Regions from separate parts of the Homo sapiens genome. Here region 1 is linked to region 2. A link is an interaction called in ENCODE POLR2A ChIA-PET data of the cell type or tissue named here. Cell type or tissue: A673. All regions are shown on one strand. Region 1 overlaps APBB2 (amyloid beta precursor protein binding family B member 2). Region 2 overlaps UCHL1 (ubiquitin C-terminal hydrolase L1).

Region 1 (2,500 bases), 350 kb before region 2:
GCCTCTCACCCCATACACGTGTGCACAACACGCCTCCTCCCCTCCTCACAATCTTGGGTGCACCCAGTAGCTACACCCGGCTGGCACCGGAGCCCAGGGAGGCCAGCCCCACTCTAAAGAGGCCCCGAAGAATTCAAGGCCTCCTAGGAGTACCCTGAGGAGAAGAAAATAATCCCTCAATGGGGAGTGAGTACTTCAAAGCCCACCAGCTCTACGTTTATAGCTTTGGGCTGGTCCCGAGGCTTCTCAGAAGTACCTCAGAGCCGACAATGGGGGAGCCCGCCACTGCAGGAACCAAAAGCCCTGAGGTAGTGTGGGTGCCCTTGTGCAAACTGTCCACTAGGGGGCACCATCACCCAACACCTGCTAACAGATCACTGGAGGCAAGGAGGCCTATGGAGGCAAAGGAAATGCCCAGGGAACCGACTAACTGCCTGCTAGCTGCGTCCTCCTCCCTCCAGGCCACAGCACTGCTCTCCACACTGTTTTCCAGAGGTGTAGCACTCTTAGGTCCAGGGGCAACCTGCAGAGGAGCCCAGTGTGGGGCTGAGGCCTCTGGGCCTCCCCTGTCACAGTGGCCCTGCTCTTGCCCTTACACAGAAGGGCTTCTGCTACTAAAGAAAGGCCGGTGCACCATGCAATCACCATTATTTGCAATGCCTGCCCCACAGCGACTCTCATTAACCTGCTGAGCAGGTTCAATCATCAGCACGTTATGAACAAGTCATACAAATCTAAAAATATCAACCAGAAATGCCAACTTATTAATTTACGGAGAGAAACGCCAAGTGTCAGTCGACTGCATGTTCAGGTTGGCTAATGAAAGGGTTTGCTCTCTGCAGGAAACCCACTCCAGTTTTCAATCCCCAGGCCACTGCAGGCTGACAAACAACGATGCAGGCAGAGGAACCTGACAATCAGCATCCTAACAGCCAGGATTCTTGACGATTCTTCACTCATGCCAGAGACACGCCTCCGGGTTGTGATTTAGTACAGAAACAGTTAATTGCATTAGTCATTTCCTGCCCAGGAACCAGGCTGGCATTATGAGTCCTATTTTTATCAATGGAAAATTTGAGCAGAGGTGGGTTCAACCGAGAGACGTAGCACAATGTTTCCAGAATGTCATGGAACAAATTAAGTGTATGTTTACTTAAAGATGAACTTGCAGGCATATCTCATTAGACATATGTAATCTGATAATCACTTATAATCATCATGATACTAGCAGTGACTATTTATCGAGGGCTCACTCTGTGCTGAGTGTTTTATATACAAGTCTGGTCTTGGCAGGGAAAGCATGAAGGTGGGCGCTGACATTTACACATCACTTGCCACAAGCTGCATGCTTTACAACATGTAGCACAACATGTTTTCACAACAACACTACAAAGTAGGTGCTGTATTTCTTATTTTCTAAATGAGAAACTGAGGTTCAGGGAACTTAGTTGAATTGTCTAATGTCACAATGTAAATAAACAGCAGAGCTAGATTTGATCTGAGGTTCACCGCAACCTCTGTCTCCCAGTTTCAAGTGATGGTCTCCTGCCGCATCCTCCCTAGTAGCGGGGATTACAGGCACCCACCACCATGCCTGGCTAATTTTTTTTTTTTTTTTTTGTAATTTTAGTAGAGACAGGGTTTTACCATGTTGGCCAGGCTGGCCTCGAACTCCTGACTTCAGGTGATCCGCCGCCTCGGCCTCCTAAAGTGCACTAGTCTTTTTTTTAATTTTTAGAGAGGGGTCTTGCTTTGTTGCCCAGGTTGGAGTGCAGTGGTAAGATCATGGCTCATTGCAGCCTCAATCTTCTGGGCTCAAGTGATCCTCCAACCTCAGCCTCCCGAGTAGCTGGGACTACAGGCTACGCACTACCATACCCGGCTAATTTTTTCTTTTTTTGTAGAGACGGGGTCTCACTGTGCTACCCAGGCTGGTCTTCAACTCCTGGGCTCAACAGATCCACCTGCTCCAGTCTCCCAAAGTGCTAGGATTACAGGCATGAGCCACTGGGCCCAGCTCCCAGCCCTAGTCTTGATTCCCCATTCTCTGCTCTACATTAGCTGTTCTATTAGCAGAAATGCTCAATCTAAAGGGGGATCCTTGAGATCAGGCCTGTTCTGTGGACCTCTGTATACCCACCACCCAAAAGTGGCCCCGGATGTGCCACATGCTCAAGAAATACTTGTCAGATGAAGACACTCGAGCTTGAGACAGACTGAAATATCATGGCAAGGCTAGGCCAGACCTGACTGGCAGTCCTGGACTACCACTCCCTATTTGTGCCTTCAGCACATTCATCGTCCTTAGTTTCCTCATCTGCATCACCGGAGGGATAATCTTGCCTTTGCAGGCACTGCTGTGGATTCAAGGGGCTGTGAACCCTGGCAACCAGCCCAGCACAGCCTATGGGAAGCAGTTGTTTTTATTGGAATAATAGTAAAATTGTACACAGCCTGGACTCTGAAGCCAGAGATTGCAGTTTGAATCTCAGCTCCCTAC
Region 2 (2,500 bases):
TCTAGAGATTTTTGTGCTAATTATTTTCTTTTTTCCGCAGGCCATACAGGCAGCCCATGATGCCGTGGCACAGGAAGGCCAATGTCGGGTAAATGCAAATACAAATCGGAGCCAGGCTGCCTGGGTGCCATCTGTGTTTCTACTGAAATTGTGCAGGAATCTCTTACTGGAACACAGCAAATGTTATCCACCCAAGGCCAAATGACACCAGAAAGTTCTACCCAAATAATGCTTTGACTAGACCTGTTCATAAAAAAAGTTTTCTTCAGAAATTGTATTGGTCATTGAAGTCTTGAGTAAATTCAAATTGACAGTATTTTGTTTAGATCCAAATGAGTCTTATAGGTCAGGCATAGTGGCTCATGCCTGTAATCCCAACAATTTGGGAGGCCGAGGAGGGTGAATCACTTGAGCCCAGGAGTTTGAGACCAGCTTGGCCAACATAGTGAAACCCCGTCCCTACAAAAAATACAGAGTAGCGAGGTCTGTAGTCCCAGCCACTTGGGAGGCTGAGGTGGGAGAATTGCTTGAGCCCTAGAGGCAGAGGTTGCAGTGAGCTGAGACCATGTCGCTGCACTCCGGTCTGGGTGACCCTGTCTCAATAACAGAAACAAATGAGTCTTATAGAGTGTACACCTCTCCTAGTAAGTGAGCATTTCAAATAATCTTCACAGGCTGTTGGGGAGAATGAAATGCCCAACGAAGGACAAGTTCTAGAAGGCTTGAATATACCATAATCTGATGAGAACCTCTGAGTCAGCTGCTAAATTTAAGTCAGATCTCAGTGTCCTTTTTAAAAAAAAAAAAAAGTTGACAAGGTCAGCCTCCATTTCCCAGGCTGGAATGCAGTGGTGTGATCTTGGCTCACTGCAGCAATTCTCTCATCTCAGCCTCCCGAGTAGCTGGGATTACAAGTACACACCACCACACCTACTAATTTTTATATTTTTTGTAGAGATGGGGTTTCACCATGTTGTTCAGGCTGGTCTTGAACTCTTGTGAGCTCAAGTGATCTGCCTGCCTCAGCCTCCCAAAGTGCTAGTATTGCAGGTGTGAGCCACCGTGCCTAGCCAGATCTCAGTGTCTTTATAACTACAACTGGCTGCCACTTTCTAGCATTGACCTTGGTTGAGATAGTTAGCCTCTCTAAGCCTCAATTTTCTCCTCAGTAAAAATCCTGTAGTAATAGCATCCTCATAGAGTTGTTCTGACAGTTAACAGTATATTTACCTTAGTGGGCTTAGAATAGGGCTTAATGTAAGACATACATTAAATATTAGCTATAATTTCTAAAAATCAAGTCAGTTCAAGCACATTTCACTTGAATTGCAAGATAATTTTTAAAATACAGCTTACACTCATTTTCAAAAATTTCTTGACTTTCTTTAGGTAGATGACAAGGTGAATTTCCATTTTATTCTGTTTAACAACGTGGATGGCCACCTCTATGAACTTGGTATGTTTTACTCCATTTTTGGAACCCAGTGTAGTTTCATGTGTTCTTTCAGACTGAATTTCTCTTGATATATTGTGTGACTTTATGGCACTTGGCATATCATTGTTTATAAAGCCACAATAACAAAGTATTCTCATGAGGGCACTTAACCCCTTATCATCCCCAGAGCAACTTCCTCAGGCAACTGACTAGCATCCCCTAGTATCATCCTTTCTGGGCAAAGAGTACGTCTGAAAAAGGATCAGTGCCTGAATATGACCTTACTTGTCTAAAAAGAATCTGAACATGTTGGAATAACTTCTATTAACTAGTTTATGGCATCAAGAAAGACGACCCACCTTGTAAGATTCATTCCTTTTGTATTAATGGAGAAAGACTTGTAACTCTTGTCTCAAGCCAAGATACGACCTACAGGCTTACAAAGGCAAAGGAATAGTGAAGGCAATCTACAGTCATTGGAGGGCAGATAAAATCTCAGGCGTCTCCTCCTCTCGCCTCCATCTTCCCTATCCCCAGAGACTGCATCTGACTTTTGTTCTGTGGCCCTTTCCAAGGGTTGGGGCACAGGCCCCTCTATTAGGGTAGCTGACTTGAGCTTGTGCGATCTTGTCAATTGTAGACTAGAATTGCCTGGGATGGATGCCTAGGGACACTTGAACCTCATTTGCAGCCTCTTGCTTCATAACCAGGCTTCCTTCTGTGGGTTTGGCAGTGGTTTTTGGAAGAATCTAAAACTTCCATCTAGGCTAGGTAAGCACGGTAGCCAGAAAACATGCAGAGAAAATTGACATGCCTGGCTTCTTTGTTACAGATGGACGAATGCCTTTTCCGGTGAACCATGGCGCCAGTTCAGAGGACACCCTGCTGAAGGTCATCTTTGGAATGCATCTCTTCTTAATGTGCCTCACAATTCTTTGGCTAAATTTTCTATTCTAAAGTGCTAACACTCTTCCAGTATAGCCAGCATCAGTTGCCTGGGTTAATAGCAGTCTTTAGGGCTGCAAGATCCTCTTAGTAACTCTATCTACCTTATTTTATTGCAAG

What was found. ChIA-PET counts read pairs that join two places held together with the same protein. Peaks named below come from ENCODE experiments on the same cell type or tissue, not always from the same donor. Only the 100,000 strongest peaks of a DNase experiment are listed, where the experiment ranks them.
Region 1: POLR2A ChIA-PET joins it to region 2 with 5 read pairs; 8 of 35 experiments call an interaction of 5 or more read pairs at or near these places.

Annotation. Positions count from the first base shown.
Region 1 is chr4:40,908,520-40,911,019 of GRCh38, forward strand. The region is part of intron 10 of APBB2 (amyloid beta precursor protein binding family B member 2); the gene reads right to left. Among named protein-coding and RNA genes, the nearest start is that of NSUN7, 160 kb to the left of the region's middle. In A673, a CTCF peak has its summit at 338 (motif pointing right); DNase peaks (open chromatin) are centred at 352 and 1,002; H3K27ac peaks cover 1,176 bases.
Region 2 is chr4:41,261,836-41,264,335 of GRCh38, forward strand. UCHL1 (ubiquitin C-terminal hydrolase L1) reads left to right here. Exons shown (of 9, transcript NM_004181.5): 6 at 41-88; 7 at 1,390-1,456; 8 at 2,268-2,326. Among named protein-coding and RNA genes, the nearest start is that of UCHL1, 6.2 kb to the left of the region's middle. In A673, no CTCF peak of the experiment used is centred here; no DNase peak of the experiment used is centred here.